2 separate regions of the Homo sapiens genome follow, and region 1 is linked to region 2. A link is an interaction called in ENCODE POLR2A ChIA-PET data of the cell type or tissue named here. Cell type or tissue: PC-9. All regions are shown on one strand. Links, peaks and the distances in the headings refer to the core of each region. The heading gives the core; the rest is flanking DNA.

The links. Peaks named below come from ENCODE experiments on the same cell type or tissue, not always from the same donor. Only the 100,000 strongest peaks of a DNase experiment are listed, where the experiment ranks them.
Region 1: POLR2A ChIA-PET joins it to region 2 with 5 read pairs; 11 of 35 experiments call an interaction of 5 or more read pairs at or near these places.

Annotation. Positions count from the first base shown.
Region 1 is chr12:116,262,808-116,267,200 of GRCh38, forward strand. All of the region lies in intron 1 of MED13L (mediator complex subunit 13L), which reads right to left. Among named protein-coding and RNA genes, the nearest start is that of MED13L, 13 kb to the right of the region's middle. In PC-9, for the core only: no CTCF peak of the experiment used is centred there; no DNase peak of the experiment used is centred there; H3K27ac peaks cover 485 bases.
Region 2 is chr12:116,418,635-116,423,027 of GRCh38, forward strand. No RefSeq gene overlaps it. Among named protein-coding and RNA genes, the nearest start is that of MIR4472-2, 7.5 kb to the right of the region's middle. In PC-9, for the core only: no CTCF peak of the experiment used is centred there; no DNase peak of the experiment used is centred there; H3K27ac peaks cover 313 bases.

The DNA.
Region 1 (4,393 bases), core at 67-4,066, 160 kb before region 2:
CATCTGTCTGGGTTGCAAAGCTCAGTTTCACAACCTTATCACCAAATAGCAACAAAATATCATCTTCATACATATCTCTCTCAAGTAATTTGTAGACAACTAAAGAATGTAGTCTATTTGGGATCATGAAACCTGATTCAATCTGTGCAGATGATTACACTTTTCAAGTTAAAGCGACATACTTTGAACACTGTGTTTTTAGTAACTTAAATGTTAGTTAAGAACTTGTATCTCAGGAGGCAAATATTTGTGCTCTTTAGTTGCTAAGATGAAGATTCATGCTCTGATATAAATTCTAAATGCTAAATGGCTCAGGTGTCATAAATCTGAAAATTTTTGAAGTACCTTTTCTTATTTTTTTAGAATAACTATTATGTAGCTAAATTTTCCTAAAATATCTATAGCTCTAGGATTACATCACAACGCTTTCTGACAGGATTCCCATTCTCTTTTATTATGTAAAAAAAACTAAAAAAAGAATTATAAATTAAACTATGTAATCTGAAGACCAAAAAAAGTAAAACTGACTGAGAAAAGGTCTAAAAATCTCATTATATTTCTGAATTGAAAAACAGAAATAATACTTGCCACTGCAACTTGTAATCTAAACAACTAGTAGAGACATCCCTACTACAGGTAAAGGGTCGTCTGCACCTCCTCCCACACTAACTATTCAGGCAGACTACTATGAAGTATAATTCCAAATTCTATTGTGCTAATCTCCAACTGTGGAAGAAATTACTGAGACAACATGTGTGGGCTAGCTACTAGCTATCTTACTAGGCAGTCTCCAATGAATAAGGCAACACCAAGTGGTCAAAGGTAAGAAGTTGGATATCACACAAACCAAACTTCAGTTTAAACCTTAAGAGATTATCTCAACAGGATACATTTATTTATATATCCCAAGGCTCTAAAATGAGCCTCAATTTGATGTCTGACTCTTGCTAGTCAGACAGAGAGAAGACACAACACAGAATTCTACTCTACCCTTAGGATAATTTGCCTTGATCCTCAAAAAGCAAAAATACCACCACCACTTAATTGGTCCCAATATCCTGTCTTGCCAATCAATGGATTGCTAAACCCACCTCCACTGAAGCTGTATGAAAACAAAGTACACTGAATCGCTAGACTCAGAACCTGAGAAGGCAGAGGTTCAAGCAAGGCTGGAATTCCTGGCATACATCCACAACGTATGTATGCCAACATACCCAAAATGGAGCTTTCCCTGGGCTTTCACTCATCAGCAGCAAGGCCCTCATCAGAAGGGTATTAAACTGTTAACTCTTAGGCAGCAGTTTAGAGCAAAAAGCAGAACTAAAATAATAAACTGCAAAGAGAGAAGACACTGACTAAAGAGGCAACCCTTAAAATAAGATTTTCTGGGGCAGCCAACTAAACTGTCTCTAAAAGCAATTCCAAAGGAAAAGGACAAAAAAAATTATAAACAATGGCAACATCATTTGATCCATTTCAAGGGGGCCTACTTTGAACAATACTCCTCATTTCAGCAGATATATCTCAGTTCTGATATGTCTAGTTCAAAATCAGTTTTATACTTGTGAAATTGTAACTTTAAAACCTTTAAAGGAAGGTAACAAAAATAAAATGATTGCTGCAATCAACTAACAAAATGGAAAATTTCTAGCTAAAATTTTTAAAAATTGATTTTGTTTATTCGGCCTGAAGCTCACTACTTTTAATCCTTGAACTCAAAAAACACTCAAGTTACAAGATTGAGATTGTTTCCCACTTCCTTCACACTTATTCCTTTCTTAGATCATCACATCTTGTATTTCTAAGAGGTGTCTTCATCTTTTCTAGCACTAACACTATCGGCTGGGTTTTTGATAACCATCCTCCAGCCAGGCTTGTTTTATCAACTTTCCTTGTATCTTCCATCTTTCCTTCTGTCTTTCCACTATTGATGCTCCAAAGTCAACAAACACAAATCTACCTTTCAGGCTCTTACCCTCCCCTACTCCCCCATTCCTGCTTGCTTCACAATCAACCTTCTGAATCAAACTTAAAAGTAAGCTGCACACAATGGTGCACGCCTGAAATTCCAGCTACTCCAGAGGCTGAGGCAAGAGGATTACTTGAGTCCCAGAGTTCAAGCCCAGCCTGGGTAACACAGCAAGACCCCACTGCCCATCAAACCACCATCTCTAGATTGATTAGACAGACAGACAGATAGAACTGAAAAGTGTCTGTACTGGCTTACCTTGCCATTCATTCACTCCTCAACCCACTTATCCAAGATTCTACCCTCAACAGTCAAATGTAATTATTTGAACTACCAAGCTGCCCAAATAGCAAACCTTCCCTCTCTTTCACTCCTTACACCTCTCCCCTTCAAGGTTCACCACGATTGTCTCTGAAAATCACCATTATTTCATTTCTTTACCTTTAAGTCAGAGAAAGCAAATTAGATTGTCTATTTAAAGCACATATAACCTATACCTTCACAACTTAAAAGCCTAGGCTTCATAAGAAGTAATCTTAAACCAAAATCGAATTTGTTTTCAATGCACAGAATTTAAACAATGAAGGGTTACACAGTTCAACAATTCTAATTTGTCTGTGTAAGACAGCAGTCCTAGAAAGGCTTTTAAACACATTATTAAATGTAATACCATTTAACACACTTGTTTTTCCTCAATTCACTTCTCATAATAGTTTCTATATCGTCTTGGATTATCTCCCGTTTTAGTTTCATATCCCATCTGCTCATTTGAGATTCACGTCTGTCCAGTTTCTGAAATATTTGTCACTTTAGTCATTAGCATTTTGCGTAATATAGCACTTTTTTTAAAGTTCAGAACTGATTTTAGAAAACTGAAAATTATTTTAACATCATTTCTTAATCTAAATTGGCCTGCCCACACTTCAAATTTTCCACCTAATAAAAATTCAATTTCAATAAGTCTTTGTACTGTTTTTTAAAAGAAAGCCAAGAACCAGGACCATAAATTAGAAGTGTTCTCCTACATACCACCTCAATAAAGATCCTCAAGAATAAAGACTAAAAATTGTCAAGCTTCCAAAGAATGCCCTTCCCCTTCTTCTCTAGCAAGCCACATCCATCCATTCCTTCAACATCCAGTTTTATTACTCCCCTTTCAGGTTTCTCTGGCTACAAAGTATTATCAGATATTATGCGGTCCATGTCACTCTCCCTCTGCAGAAATTAAATAGTGCATGCAGATCTTTTTTCCGCATATCAGTCTAGCCCTTTTGTTAACCCAAGCTAGATTTTAATAATTTCTGATGTACATTATTCCAAAATACATGTCTCAAATTTCTCAAACATAGCGTACAAAACATTAACATTTCTAAGTATTTGTTTACTGGCTACCCCGTCCAATCTCAGCCCTAATTCCCTTTTCATCCCATTGGATCTCAGAAGTCCTCATTTAGCAAACGTAATAGCCAGCAGAAAGCTTGTCTCCAGGGCTGAGTGAAGGAGGAGAGGAAAGAGAAGGGAAGTGCTAAAATGCAAAGAAATACAGAATCTTTTCCTGATGACATCACAGAACCTGCCACTAGTATCAGCAAAGAGAAAGCAGCAGTGGGTGCCCACAAGCAGGGAAAGGAAAACCTGCCTTCAAAACTGCTGCTCTTCCCACAGGGAGCCATCCTCACCTCTCCACACTCTTCCACACAGCAATCCTCTCCTTGGCCTAGAAGAGGAGCTATAGCTCCCGCTCTGACTGCCAGGACTATAAGTCAGAGAAAAGGTGCTCCTGACACCCTACATGAGAACACTAAGCATAAGTTTATTCCCACAAAAATGCTGCTATAAATAGCATTTGAGTTTTATAATAGACCTAATTAAGTACAATATACAAGGTAAATAGGCTAACCATCATTTGTAGCAAGAGATGGGAGTTTTTTTGTGAAAACAAACTTACAAATTAACTTTTTCTAGTATTTTAGAACACAGGAGACCACCTACATGTAAAATTCTAAACCTCTAGATACAACTTAAGACACTATTCATATTCAACATGACTAATACAAACGCTACAGATTCGTGGGAGGGCTTTCCTTCCTTCAACAAGCCTAAACAATATTTTTAGATACTGCCACATTATTAAACAGAAAATAGAAATTAGCCAGTAGCTGAGTTCTCTCTGTTCAAAACACAGTAAGGGTTGTGACATGTGTGTCAAACTAAAACATGATTTAGTCTTTAAGAAGAAAAATATATTTATTAAGTACTATTCCTGACATTCCCTGAGACAAATCTCAAAGTGTTAATAGAACTGCTATTTAAAGTTCAAAGAGCACTCCAGAACTGCCAAGGAATTAATAGCTTAAACTACCAAATAAGAGCCACGGTTCAATTCCCAATCTCAGCCAGCTATAGCTCAGAGTTGGTACAGCA
Region 2 (4,393 bases), core at 248-4,247:
ATGTCTTCTGATCGCAGGCCCCCAGGAGACGCCTCTCAGGCAACAAGCAGAGGGTGGCGTGCTCCTCTAGGGAGCTTCCCTGGCAGCTGGGCCTCCAGGGAGAGTAGACCCACCCACAGAGTCTCGAGGGACCTGCCATGGTGGTCCTCAGAGACACAGGATGACAGTGACAGGCTTTCTAAGCCCAGAAACAAAACAATAGAAGAAGAAAAACATTGCTGAGTTGTCCATTGGGAGGGTGTCCTGGAAAGAGAACTGCGTTTAGAAACATGGACATGCGGTAGGGGGCCGGGTGCTGTGGCTCACGCCTGTAATCCCAGCACTTTGGGAGGCCAAGGAGGGCGGATCACCTGAGGTCAGAAGTTCAAGACCAGCCTGGTCAACATGGTTGACCATCTCTACTCAATATACAAAAATTAGCCGGGCGTGGTGGCGGGTGCCTGTAATTCCAGCTACTCGGGAGGCTGAGGCAGGGGAATCTCTTGAACCTGGGAGGTGGAGTTTGCAGTGAGCCAAGATCGCGCCATTGTGCTCCAGCCTGGGTAACAAGAGCGAAACTTCGTCTCAAACAAAAAAAGAAAGAAAGAAACATGGACCATGGATGTGTGGCCGGGCACGGTGGCTCACGCCTGTAATCCCAGCACTTTGGGAGGCTAAGATGGGTGGATCACCTGAGGTCAAGAGTTTGAGAACAACCTGGCCAACCTGAGGAAACCGTGCCTCTGCTAAAAAATACAAATATTAGTCAGGCATGGTGGTGCATGCCTGTAATCCCAGCTACTCCGGAGGCTGAGCTGGGAGAACTGCTGGAACCCAGGAGGCGGATGTTGCAGTGAGCCGAGATCGCGCCATTGCATTCCAGCCTGGACGATAAATCAAGACTCAGCCTCAAAAAAAAAAAAAAAAAAAAAGACACCAAATTGGATTTAGGGCCCACCCTAATCCAGTAGGATCTCATCTGAACTAATTACATCTAGGCCTTATTTCCAAATAATGTTGCATTCATCAGGGATGAACATGAATTGGAGTGGAGTGGGGCAGCAGAACACTGTGCCACCCTATACACCACCCAAGCATGGGAGTCATAAAGCCCTGGGTTCAAAGCCCAGCTCTGACACTAGTGAGTGGTGGATTTGGGGTAGACTTCTTAACCTCTCCAGGCCTCTTTTTCCTCATCAGAGAAGTGGGGGAATAGGTCAGGTGGAGTCGCTCATGCCTGTAATCCCAGAACTTTGGGAGGCCAAGGCGGGCAGATTACTTAAGGTCAGGAGTTCAAGACCAGCCTGTCCAACATGGTGAAACCCCGTCTCTACTAAAAATACAAAAATTAGCTGGGTGTGGTGGTGCACGTCTGTAATCCCAGCTACTCGGGAGGCTGAGGCACGAGAATGGCTTGAATCTGGGAGGCTGAGGTTACGGTGAGCCCAGATGGCACCACTGCACTCCAGCCTGGGTGACAGAGCAAGACTTTGTCTCAAAAAAAAAAAAAAAAAAAAAAAAAAAGAAAGGAAGAAAAAGAAAAATGAGGGAATAATGCATGCCCAGCAGGGCTGTTCTAAAGATCCGACGAATGTATGTAGAACACATAGTAGGTTTCATAAAACAGAAAAGGTAATTGTCTCTATTCCTGGAAGGATCTGCCTGGAACCTGCCGGCCCCCTGCAGCTGGCTTCTTAAATGCCTGCAGCTGGTGCAAGCCTCTCACTCCAAGATGTTTCCACCCCAGACACATCCCAGAGCCCCCTGCATCTCCTGGGAGGACGAGGATGGATGGAAGCGTGCTGCCAACGCTGGGACACCTGCTTGCTTTCTGGGCAGTGGCCAGGAAATCGCATCTGCTGCCAGAAGAGAGCACCTGCACATCCCGGAGAAGGGAAGGGGACAGAGCCGTGTGATTCTAGCAGAGGAACACCCATAGGATTCCTTCTGTTGTTCCCAAGGTCCAGGCTCCCAGGCTGAGTAGGCAGGAAGGAGAATGTGTCTTCACACAGGAAGCCTCACTGCCCAGAACATGGGACAGATCTAGCTGGAGCTGTGCTCAAACAGCTGTGGAGGCATTATAAATCTCTCTCCCCGAGATGAGGTTCAGAGGCTCTTGACATGCCCTGCTAATGGTAAATCTTCCAGTGCCCACAGAGCAAGCCCTGGACTCTTAGAGCATCAAGGTGAGACTGCCTGCCCCCCTTAAGCCTGTTAATGGCATCAGTGATGTATTCCCCTCCAAATGTGGAAGGCTGCCTCTTTCTTCATTGGAAGCATCAAGGGAGTTTTAACTGTAAAACAGACTGTGCTTCAAATCCCATCTAAATGCCTCATCCTGAAGCTCTGACCTGCCACTTTTCTGCAAATGACACTGGGTGATTTGAATGGGATTAGATTGGACAGTGGCCCCTGGCTGTTGTTTAAGTTTGTGTGGGTTTTGTTGTTTGTTTGTTTTAATGCAACCTGTCTTTAAATCTTCACTTTCAAAAAAAAAAAAAAGTGGTCATTAGCCTTATTTTTTATTTAGAGGATGTGAAGTCAGAAGTTCCCTTCCCTGATTTATTACCTCATAGGTTTATGACTTTGAAGAATCATTTCATCTCTTTTAGTTTCCTCATCTGTAGAAAGGTGATTGTAAACTCTTTCTTATCGGCTGGATACAAAGATGAAATGAGATATCCTATGGCTATCAATCAGAGTTTTGAGTTGTAAACAATCCATGGTATGCTGATAAATAGACTCTTCCAAAACAAAAAAAGCCCTGATTTGTAGCAGTTGCCAATTTCCGTGGTGAAACTACACCCATCTTGGCTGATTTTAAGTGACCAACATGATGTCACTGAAAATTGAATTGGGAAGGGGTGCAAACCTTCTCCTGAGCTGGTAGGAGCTGACTCCAGCACGCCCCTGAAGACAACAGATACCAATGCTGACTAATTTTATTAGGAAAAATATATACCCAAAGGATATGGGGTAGCTTGCAGAATTTCCAGCAGGCAAATTGGATTTGGAGTTAGTTTGTGCATTCAGGAGTAACTCCCACATTGCCCCAGAAGTCGTCCAATAAGTGAAGATGCTACTGCTGTTCCCTCTGTCACAGACACAGTTATATCCTCCCTTATAGCCAACAATTCTGGACACCAGTCAGTGCCACTAAAACTGCAGCCACTGACATCTCTGAAAATGCCATGTAGCTGCTGGGCTGCTACTACTCCCAGTTAGCACTGAGATGTACAGTTTCTATTTCCTCCACAATTAGTGTCTCATTTAATCTGGGAAAGTGCACCTGATTGGTGGAGCCAAGTCATGTGCCTGTGCCCTAGCTGCAAGGGAAGCTGGGGAAGGGAGAGTGTTAGTTTCTTGTGACTGCCATAATGAGTTCTCTAATGTTGTAATGAAGTCTCTAGAGGAGGACCCTTCCTTGCCTCTTCCAGCCTCTGTATCTCTCTTCTGTGTGGCTCCTAAAATGTTACTTGTCATTGCATTTAGGGCCCACTCAGTCAATCCAGGGTGATCTCATCTTGAGATAATACTTAAGCTTAATTACATCTGCAAACACAGTTTTTTCAAAAAGAGTCAAAAGGTAAATTATTTTCAGTGTCAAAGGTCATACAGTTGCAACTACTTAACTGCTGTTGTAGCATGAAAGCAGCATAGACAATATGTAAATGAATAGATGTGGCTGTGTGCCAATAAAACTTTATTAACAAAAACAAGTGGTGGGCCAGATTTGGCCCATGGGCTGTAGATGGCTGACTCCTATTCCAGAACATGAAGGAGCCCAGCTTGTGATGAGTGCTCAGTAAGTGTGGGTTGAGTCTTCCGTCTACAGTGTCCTTGAAATGTATTGAACATGGGGACCAAGCGAGGGCAGAAATTAATAAAGAATTCAAAGAACACTAACACTCTGTGGCCCATATTCTTTTTTTTTCTTTGAGACAGGGTCTCACTTTGTCCCCAGGCTGGAGTGCAGTGGCTTGAGCTTGGCTCATTGCAACCTCCGCCTCCCGGGTTCAAGCAATTCTTCTGCCTCAGCCTCCCCAGTAGCTGGGACTATAGGCACCATGCCACCATGCCTGGCTAATTTTTGTATTTTTAGTAAAGATAGGGTTTCACCACGTTGGCCAGGCTGGTCTTGAACTCCTGGTCTCAGGTGATCCACCCACCTTGGCCTCCCAAAGTGCTGGGATTACAGGCGTGAGCCACCAAACCCTGACTTATTTTGTATTTTTTGTAGAGATGGGGTTTTGCCATGTTGCCCAAGCTGGTCTCGAACTCCTAGACTCAAGCAATCCACCTGCCTCAGCTTCCCAGAGTGTTGGAATTACAGGTATGAACCACCGTGCTCAGCTCCACATTCTTGAATAGACTACACAAAGGTGAAAAATTGGACCCCCAAAAATAAATACAC